Regions from separate parts of the Homo sapiens genome. Here regions 1 and 2 are each linked to region 3. A link is a contact called in ENCODE Hi-C or POLR2A ChIA-PET data. All regions are on one chromosome and are shown on one strand. Each heading gives the region's core, a stretch centred on a gene start or an enhancer-like site at or near the end of the contact. The rest is flanking DNA. Distances are from core to core; before and after follow the strand shown.

Region 1 (3,662 bases), core at 1,124-3,623, 220 kb before region 3:
GAAATGTAGCAAGGCCTCATCTCTAAAAAATTTAAAAAGAAAAGAAAATGTACTTTAAAAAATGAAATAGAATGAGAAAGAAAATGTACTGCATACAGTAGGAGTTTTATTTGCTGAAACATTAGTTTCGTGTGTGTGTGTGTGTGTGTGTGTGTGTGTGTGTGTGTGTGTTTACTGTTCTGATGTGAAATGGATTTCTTGTTGTGGGTTACAGGAAGAAAGTTTTACATCCACAGTTTTAGGGTGTATGAAGCCTATAAAAAGAAGGTTGTGGATGAATGATTATGAATTTACTTTAATATGAATATGGAAGCTACTTCTTTATTGTTTATTTTTAACACTACCATCAGGTACTACTATGGTACATGTATGTTCATATACATTTATGTTCATGCAAGTGTGTGTGTGTGTGTGTGTGTGTGTGTGTTACAGCAGCAGAGCAGTAGTAATTTGATTGAACCACAATGTAGTTTAATACTCAGTTGGGATTTTATCAAATAACATGGCTACATATTTAAATTACTATTGTGCCTCCAGGGTAAGTAATAACATAGCCTTCTGAGGGTCTTGGGATGAAACATTCCAGATGATAGGCATTTCGTCCTCATAGCTTACATTTGAAGAGAACTCTTAGGCCTTCAGCAGAGTACCTTAGCGTGCGTCAACTTCTGTTTATAGTTCATCTCATTTAGGCGTGTAAGAAGTGGTTTTAAATGCACTTGGTGTGAATCTGGGCTTACAAATTAATTTGAAAAATGCTAGTTCATTCCTATGTTTCTAAATATAGAAAAGCATTTTAATCCTGACTGTCTGTTTTTATTGAAAGTTTATTTGCCTGTGGTTTTTTTTAATTACTCTTCAAAGCTCCCTTAAGATACCAGTGTTTCCAGAAAAACTCTGACCATTGCAAAAGTGAATTAGTAATAGAAATTAAATGTGCATATTTCAGAGTTAATTTCAAACTAAATGAGACTTTCATTCACCTGGTGTTACCTCAGTGTTGATGTTGTCTGACTAAAGTTTAGCAGAGGCAAGATCATTTGAAAATGTGCTTCTATACCTGGGAGAAATTCCTAAATATGCCTTTATGTTGATGCTGTGGTCATTTTACCAAAGTCAATGTTACTGGCCAAAGAGAACAAAATTAATTTGTATTCAAATACCTTACTTCCTAGTAAATTTTCTTGATGGCTACATGCATGGAACCTTGGAATCAGACAGCCTGGGTCCCCCAATCCCATGCTGCCACTTAGCAGCTTGGTGACAGAGGGCAATTTTCTTAGCCTCCCTGAGCCTCATTTTACTCATTTGTAAAATGAGAATAATAATCATGCTTATTTTATAGTGTTGATAAATTGGGACAGTGTAGAGGATTAAGCATGGTCCCTAGCATAAGTGTTCAATAAATGTTACCTCTTTGTTTATTCCAAAGGTGATTCTGTTCTTATCAAAATTATATGGGAATTATAAGGGGTAAGAATTCGTTACATGTGAAATATTTGTTTACTATACCACTAACAGTGAGCCTCTTGAGAATAGTGATCTCTGCTGTCTCTTTCCTTTGGAACTTCCTGCAGTCCTTGTAACAATTCATACAGAAGCTGCTTGTAGCAAGATGTCAATCATTTAGCTACAACTGGTGAAAATGCGCAAATTTTCACAAAATGGTTATCTGTTTCTTTTTCTTCTACCCCAAGGTCACCATGTGGTCTTGGTTTTATGGGCGACTACATCTTTAGAACTAATTGATGATGTGCATTTTTTACAAAATCAGTAATTTTTTTTTTTTTTACAATGGGTTACCTTTGACATGAGAACATTCTTGTTTCTAAAGGAGAGAAAATTCACAATCCCAGCTGTTTGTAATGTGTTTCTGGAGCCAGCATTGTTTGCAAAAGGAAAATATTTAAGCTTGGCATTTGTCTAAGTTTCCTTTATGATGTACTTATTTTTTAGGGGACAGAACTGCTTTGGGGCAAAGATAATTAAGAACGAACATATCAGTCTTTTGAAGAACGGTTTAAAAATAAAACCTAACTAATGCTGAAAATAATACTTAAAATTCATTGGCCTCTCTCCAGAATAATTTCTGTACTTTGGGCATTCAGCATTTATTTTCCAACTGCAATTGAATAGTCAGCTCTGGCCTGAACAGCCAAGGTTAAATAAAGGGCTAAGAATTATTTAACCAATCACTAGACTATTAGACTCTGGATGTTTGGGCCATTTAGAATTCGCTGGCTCTTTCTAGAGTTTTCTTCCCTGCCTCTCTGCTACATGTATAAAATCTTCAGTCTTTCAGTCTTTATGTGAAACGTTGACCAATCTCTCCAGCCTCTGTGAGTCTGTTTCACTTTAACTTCCTCAGATTGGGCTACCACATGAAAATGGCATAGTATCAAAATGATTATTGTTCTGCATACTGTTTCCGTGGGCTGTTTGGCTGTGTCTCATTTTTTCAGCCTGACATTTTTGAGGGTCCCTACTGCTGGAGTCTTCAAGATTGATATTTTGCTGTTGTTACTGTTGCTATTTCCTTTTAGTTTGCTGTGCTTCAAACTTTCTCTTTTTAGTAAAGTATTTGGTATTTTTATAGTTATCTTAATATGCATCAAAAAAGTTGTATGATTTAACATGCTTCAGATGACCAAAAATGCAACCTTATGCCCTTACTCCCTTTTAGCATATGAAAGACCGAGGAAAATTATTCATTCTGCTGGATGATTTCAAAGATATAACATAATTTTGTAAGATCTGATTACAGTGAATTTTTTTTCATATCTTAGTCTGCCACAGGCTCACACTTATATTGAATAAGTGGATTAAAATGCTCCAAATCTTTACTGTCTCTAACATTCTCAGTGAACTTGGCAGAAACTTTGATTAAGGATGCTTTAATAGTAACAATGTAGATAGTTGGCACATTACAGGGGTAATATCATATCCATTTTCATTAGTGATTCTTTCGAAGAGACACATGGTTGTCCATGACTTTATAGCTGTTGTTTTAAAAATGTATGCATGTCTAAGATGTGGATAACCTTTTCAAGCATAGTCTATGTGATACATTTTTTACTTTCCATTTGAAAGACAGTATACTATTTGAAGACATCAAATGTCAAATAGAAAATCCATAAACAATGATCAACCCATACATCAGATCTTTTTTTTTTTTCTAACTTGAATTGACCTACATATGCCTCTTTTGTGGTCTAGGGCTGCCTTCTGTGAGACAGCTAGACTTTGCTCCCTATTTCTCTCCTTGTTTTTATATCCTACTCTCATAAACTCACACTGTGCTGTTAAAAGAACAGACTTATTCATGAATATGCCTACCATAATGATAGCCATATAGCAATGCCCTGAAAGGAATAAAGGATTAGAAAAAGATTCTATTGTTACTGTAAAGAATAAGCTAGTCTTACAGTATTGCTGTGAATGACTAACCCAGCTAAATGAGTTTTGGACAACAGATAAAAAAGGAACTTTCTACTTAGGAGAGACATGGTAGAGAAGAACAATGGAAAGAGTATGGCCTTTAGGGCCAGGGAGACCTAGGTTTACATAACTGCTTGACTTTAATAATTTTAAGGTTGGGCAAGATGAATTAACTTCTTGGCCTCAGTTTCATCATCTGTAAAATGGGATAATAGCATACACTC
Region 2 (3,165 bases), core at 23-2,522, 130 kb before region 3:
AGCTTTTAGAACCAGAAAGTTCATATAAGGCATCATTTTTACCAAAGACATCAGTTTTTCCTTAGGCACAAAAGTAAACTTTGTTTCTTCTTAAACGTGTAAAAATTTGCATGGACAACATGAGCAAAACACCTGAAAGTTTGAAAACAAAGTGCAGAAACAAACCTCAATGCTCAACTGTATTAGCTGTAAGCCAGACGGGAATCTTTCCAAAGGAGCAACAAAGAAGGTAGGGATGGATGAAGGAAGACACATCTTTGACCTTTGAGAGGAAAGAAAAGAAAAGGGTTCCGATGGCCAGGCAACCTCCAGCCATCAGTCCCATCAGTTAGAAGAGCAGAAGGCAGCTCATCAGAAGCAGCGACATTTGGGCTACTGCAAGAGCAATTATTTTGCTTGCCAAGTCAATTCAGCCTGTGAGCTACATAGGCTCTAGTTTAAGCAACATGAATCATACAACTGCTCTCATTATCATGTTTGAAGGTGTCCCTTCACAAGCCTGCTGTTTTACCACACAGTACTGGTCTGCCTAAAAAACAGTAAAATTGAATTAAACTTAGCCCGAGCCTCTTGAAGGCAGTGACTATGTCATATTTATATTTGTACCCCAAGTGCAGTGCCTGAAATGTGTTAGACATTAGATGCTAAATGCATGATGCTAAATGCATGTTGGATGATTAAACAAGTATAGAGCATCTGCAATATACCAGGCATCATGTTAAGGCCCGGGGATGGTCCCTGGGAGTTCACTCACAGTCTTGTAGAAATGAGTAAATGAATATATTGGTAAGTTTGCTGCATTCAAGTAGACTGAATAATTGTTACTAACAAAACAAGGAATGGCAACAATTAGGTCACTACAGTAATTGCTCAAAGCACAATTAACAGACTGGAGCATTCAATTATGTGGCAACCATATGGTTATGCATTTCACCATGTTGACATCATACTGTAAAATTCACACATTATATGAAAAGAAATTACGCCAGGAAAGTACAGGCTACCACAAAGTAAAGTGAAAAACACATTACTGAAATTTACTGCTAAGCAACAGATATAGGACTCTGAGCTTTCGATTCTTAAGAAGTTCACTGATGCCAATTTCAAGAGGCCCTCCGATCAATGTAATAAGAATGAAGGATAAAGAGAAATGAAATGTAGTAGAGCAATGATGAGAGGAGAAAGGCAACTAATTTAATTTAGGTGCACCTAAAATTACATCGAAAACATGTTACACCTTCAAGATTCACCTTGGCAGAAAGCCAGGAAACCTGAGTCCTTGTCCTCTCTCTCTGCTACTAAGTGGCTGTATGAACTTAAGCAGATTCCTTCAACATAATGTGACTGCAATGCGCTATTTCTGATATAAATTGTGGTTTAAAAAAACAAAAACAAAAACTCTTGGAGTCTTTGGTGAGACCTCTTAATGCATATGCTTTTATCTATGTAAATATATCAGAATTATAGGCCCATAAATCAGTGACCTCTTTATTATCTTGAATACAATTAACCTGATCTTACTGGTAAAGGCTGTGTGTCAGCAATTCCCTAGTAATGTCCCTTTCCAAAGGATAGCTCTTTCTCAACCCTCTTTGTTTTCACAACACTTTTGCAAATTTCTGTTACAGAACTTGCCTGAATCAATGCACATTACTTAGTCTGTTTGTAAGTCTGTCATCTACGCTAGGCTCTGAATTATTGAGGGCAGACACAATGACCTACTCTTCTTTTAGCGTCCTTCCATAGTACAGGGGTTGGCGCGTAGTAGGTGCTCAATAAATATTGAATGACTATTTAATTAACTTGGGTGGGCAATAGTATATGTGGTGCATGTCACATGTCTTCCATTTGCCCCTCCAAGTGCACCTACACCCTTTTGTCCCTGCTGGTCAGAAGGCCCATGCTTCCTTTCAAGGCAGCCTGCCCCACAGGACTCTCTCTCCTCAGTTCCAGAAACCTCTCCCTCCCTCAGTCCTTCAGGCCTAGGGATGCTGACAGCATCTCTGTAGTTAGCCCTGGGTTCCCGCTGTATCCCTGGAGATTCCCCCACACCCTATTTACACCTGGATAATTAGTCCTTAACCCCTTCATGAATTATCCTAAGTCAAGTGCACCATCTATTTCCTGTGAGAGCACTCACTAATACAGTAGATTAGAAAGGAGAAAGATTTCTGTTTAAAATGTGTTTTTGCACTCATATTATTGAGAATAACCGCACTGAATTTTTTGAAAACATTTAACAAATAGATCCTTGGGTAGGCTAAATATTTTCATGCATGGCTGACCTGCACTGATTCACTCATTCCAAAGTATGTTACAGATTCATTTCCGTTTCTACACCATATATGTATTTTGCATTTGAATTAGTAAGTATGTTCATGTTTGGTCATTTGTGTTTAAGTGTATTTCTCTGTGACTTGCGACTTCTTGCATTAGAATATAAGTGCCTCAAGAGAAAGGATACTATGTTTTTCTTTTACTTTTTTTTGTAAAGGCTTGCTCCTAGCAGCTTGCCGGCTGACTTATATCTAAAAAAACTAAATAAAATTTGTTAATTATGAATACAGCTTAATAAATGTACAGCCAGATCTGACAACAAACATTTTGCACATTTTTAAGGCATAATCTGATAGGACTTGTTGCATTCTTTTCCAGAGCCAGCAATTCTTAAGGAAGTGAAATACCTAGTCAATTGGTGTATTCATGGTGCAATTATTTGAAAAATCATTAAAATATCTGTTCTTTAGAGAATGTTAAACATATTAATTCAGGTAATTGTCCAGATATGCTGTGCCTTTGTCACTGATGTGTAAACACCATGAAGTCAGCAACTTTTTCTGTTTTGCATATGTCTGAATGCCCAGTGCCTAAAACACAGCCTGGCATCTATAAGGTATTCAATAGGTATTTGTTGATTAAATGAATATATGGAGGCTTGGTTATATTATTGTAGCCTGATATGTTACATTTGCAATTGCTGTGCTGTCATTCATAAATGATTTTAAAAGGCAATTTAGATTCCTTTTTTTCAACATATTTATTGCCTTGTTACTGTGTTCAAAACTTTACTAGGTGTTTCCTTTGGGAGCTCACATTCTATAGGTAAAAAATATCATCTGAGGCTAGACGTGATGGCTCATACCTGTAATCTGAGCACTTTGGGAG
Region 3 (3,250 bases), core at 28-2,527:
TTTGCTTCTGAAAAAGCAGTAGTAGTCTTACATCCAAGATTATTCCTAAAATAAAGTTTCGACCCACATATATAATGAAATTGAAACTGCCTACATTGGCAAAGCCAGAAAGAGAGTAAAAAAGATGGGGTAGGCCAGTTGCGGTGGCTCATGCCTGTAATCCCAGTACTTTGGGAGGCTGAGGCGGGTGGATGACTTGAGGTCAGGAGTTCAAGACCAGCCTGGCCAACATAGTGAAACCCTGTCTCTACCAAAAATACAAAAATTAGCTGGGCATGGTGGCGTATGCCTGTAGTCCCAACTGCTTGGGAGGCTGGGGCAGGAAAATCACTTGAACCCAGAAGGCAGAGGTTGCAGTGAGCCTAGATCGCACCACTGCACTCCAGCCTGGGTGACAGAGCGAGACTGTCTTTAAAAAAAAAAAAAAAAAAAAGAGAGAGAGAGTTGGGGTAAAAAGTCAGAAAGAGAGATCCCAAGGGAGAAATAAAAGGAAATTTGAGCCAAAAAATGCATTTCTGATGATCTCTTCTGCTGTATAAAGATACTTTATAAGGCAATTTTAACTCTGATAACTTGCCCATTTCTGTTTGCAGAAGGAAGTCAGTCATTCTCACAAATATCTCCATTTGTTTTTCCTCCTTGTATTTCATTCAATTTTGTGGGGAAGGGTTGGAGGGCCCAATTTTGCTATTGTAAAATTGTTTCTCATTTTTCTGAACACTTGAAATGGGGTCAGATCTAAATGGCTATGAATGCAACATGGATCCAAAGGCCCAAAGGTCAGGTCCCACTTGGACAATTTTGATATGTAAAGTGCTGCTAACATTCATTTATAGACAGCAGCAAGAAGTATGAGCTGTGGCCTGGTGAAGATTCACATAGATCTCATTTTCCTCATATTCAGAGCAAGACGTTCCCAACTGTCTGTGGGTCTGCATGAGTTGTGGGGTGTGGGAGACCCCTCTATTGTCCCCTTTGAGTGTACATATTCTGTAGTGAAGCCAGAGGCAAATGTGTGAGAACCTCCCCAGGCTGTTCCTTGGGAGTGAGGGCAGCCCTGACTTCCATGGGAATGGGATTCCCTGCCAAATTCAGATGCCGAGGCTTCCCTCAGGGACCACAGCCCATCCGAGTGGAGGAAGTTGCTGTGAGAAGTTAAGCAGGCAGCTCTGAAGGGCTGTGTGTGTGTGTGTGTGTGTGTGTGTGTGTGTGTGTGTGTGAGAGAGAGAGAGAGACAAAAGAGAGCAGCCTTGCCCCATTGCTTGCATTATAGTACACATGGAATCAATTTTAAATTTCACAGAAAGAAAACAGTAAACAGAGTAAGAGGGGAGCTGGTGTGTCTCTCCAAGGTTGGTGTGTCTCTCCAAAGCTGGTGTTTCTCTCCAAGGCTGGTGTTTCTGCTCATGCATACAATACATGATGCACACCATTCATACCTCCAGGTTTTACACATATTTCTTTCACCCCTGAGCATCTGTGAGACTCAGCTTGATGATATTTCAAACGACTATGAGGATCACACCTCTTGGCAAAAGGCAGAATAACTTTCTGTTGTAATATTTTAAATTAAGAGTTTCTTCTATCTAGGCCTTGCAGGAGAGAGGAGAATGTATTAACAAATTTATTCTGAAAGTAGAGATGTGGGAGATATGTGATCCACAAAGCAGGGCCACCCAAGGTTCACTTCAGTGTTCACGTTTGGGGAAGCATGAGAATGTCACATAGCAAGGCCAACTGGCTCAAATGTATTAGCATACAATCAATATGCAAGGCGCTATCTGAATGCCGATTAGTAAGAGTCACATTGACCATGGTAGCAGATGACACATTAAACAGTATGATACCAGCCACAAACCTCACTAGCTTTTCCAGTAACCTGAAAAGACAAAGAAAAAGAGAACTTGGGGAAACTCCTATTCATCAGTCAGGTTTCCCCTTAAACATCACTTCCTTTGGGAAGCCACTCAGACAAATCCACCCCCACCCGACTTCCCCTAGCTCAGCTCTTCTCTTCTTTTACATTATACCTTCCAGAATTATCTGTCTTCCCTCTTTCAGTCCCCAGCACCCAGCACACTCCCTAGCACTCTGTAGGCACTTAAATATGTGTTCGATGGTTGATGGAATATTATTGGCTTGTGTTAGGTCTTGGAGGGTATGAAAATAGAGAAGATAGAATCCCTGCCCTGTCTGGGAAGGAGACAGACAGATAATAATAGACACCATACAATTTGTCAGACTTTGCAATGCTTGTAAGTACAGCTTCTCTAAAGGAGAACAAAAGGAAGGTTGAACTTCTGAGCACCTTAGTGATAAAACAGACCTACATTAGCTTCTTCTCTGATTCATTAATTTTACTGGTAAGAAATAATGAACAGAATCCTATTTCCTTACATTTCAAGTTTGCTACCAGGATAGCACAGTATCAATAATAATAGGCAATGGATTTCACTTGGGGGAATATTATGTCAGGAGGAAAACATGAAATATTATCAATATCCTCTCTAGGGAATCTATGTATTAGCTTTGTGATGTCTAACCTCGAATTTCTCACCTTCAGAACTGAAAGCAAATACATAATTGGATTTGCATTAAAGCTCTAAAAAGAGTGAAATTAAGAGTCACGCTCAAGTTTCCGGCTATGTTTCTTTGTTGCCTACTCCTTTTGCCACTCTGTCACTTAATTCATCTTTTTTTCCAGAGGAAAAATCAAAAGCAAAATATGCAACACCACTCCCTGCCCTCCAGTACTCCCACAGTATTATTTATTGACCACTCTGGGTGTGCTTGGCTTAACAGACAACAGAAAGGAAGTGAAGGCTCTTCCCTGAGGGTTTGCTGATGCGATTAGAGAGCCATTTAGAAAGATAACTCGAAATCTCAGACAGACACAGGAATCTAACTTTTATTCTGGTGTCAAAAATGATTTGAAACCTTTTTTGTATGATGACGTTTGTCAGTACTCCTTTTATTCCTCTCACAGCAGCCGGTGGGCGTCTCCATGCCTGATGCAGACAATATAGAATCCAAATGCAGTTGCAAAGGTGAATGACTTCAGGTGGCTTTGCGCCGCCATCGTCATCTGCACAAAATGTGGACTGACCATGGATCTTTCCTCCATATTAACCTCTCCAAGAATAGAATCTATTGAAGACATGAATCTTTTGATAGCATTTCCTTGGGGTTTTGGGAGAGAAATTACATCTTGCAGATATCTGATGAAACTCTCATGTGACCAAAAAGACTG

What was found. A loop is a pair of places that touch in the nucleus more often than their neighbours do. ChIA-PET counts read pairs that join two places held with the same protein, here RNA polymerase II (POLR2A). Pooled maps may share reads with other maps.
Region 1: a loop to region 3 is called in a pooled map, with 3 times the contacts of the local background. The contact joins two enhancer-like sites. A Hi-C loop is called at or near these places in 1 of 37 single-sample maps with no recorded cell type and 6 of 50 pooled maps. POLR2A ChIA-PET finds 5 or more read pairs at or near these places in 4 of 52 experiments (Caco-2, PC-9, T-cell and 1 more).
Region 2: a pooled map shows a loop between it and region 3 (3-fold over the local background). The contact joins two enhancer-like sites. A Hi-C loop is called at or near these places in 11 of 50 pooled maps. POLR2A ChIA-PET finds 5 or more read pairs at or near these places in 6 of 52 experiments (K562, Panc1, activated CD4-positive, alpha-beta T cell and 3 more).

What each region holds. Positions count from the first base shown.
Region 1 is chr11:96,292,447-96,296,108 of GRCh38, reverse strand. All of the region lies in intron 1 of MAML2 (mastermind like transcriptional coactivator 2), which reads left to right. Among named protein-coding and RNA genes, the nearest start is that of MIR1260B, 47 kb to the left of the region's middle. Within about 2 kb of position 2,373, at least 5 of the 41 ENCODE cell types and tissues checked have a DNase peak (open chromatin) inside an H3K27ac peak, as active enhancers do.
Region 2 is chr11:96,202,883-96,206,047 of GRCh38, reverse strand. All of the region lies in intron 1 of MAML2 (mastermind like transcriptional coactivator 2), which reads left to right. Among named protein-coding and RNA genes, the nearest start is that of MIR1260B, 140 kb to the left of the region's middle. Within about 2 kb of position 1,272, at least 3 of the 41 ENCODE cell types and tissues checked have a DNase peak (open chromatin) inside an H3K27ac peak, as active enhancers do.
Region 3 is chr11:96,074,403-96,077,652 of GRCh38, reverse strand. All of the region lies in intron 2 of MAML2 (mastermind like transcriptional coactivator 2), which reads left to right. Among named protein-coding and RNA genes, the nearest start is that of MTMR2, 150 kb to the right of the region's middle. RefSeq lists a silencer at 1,719-1,778. Within about 2 kb of position 1,277, at least 8 of the 41 ENCODE cell types and tissues checked have a DNase peak (open chromatin) inside an H3K27ac peak, as active enhancers do.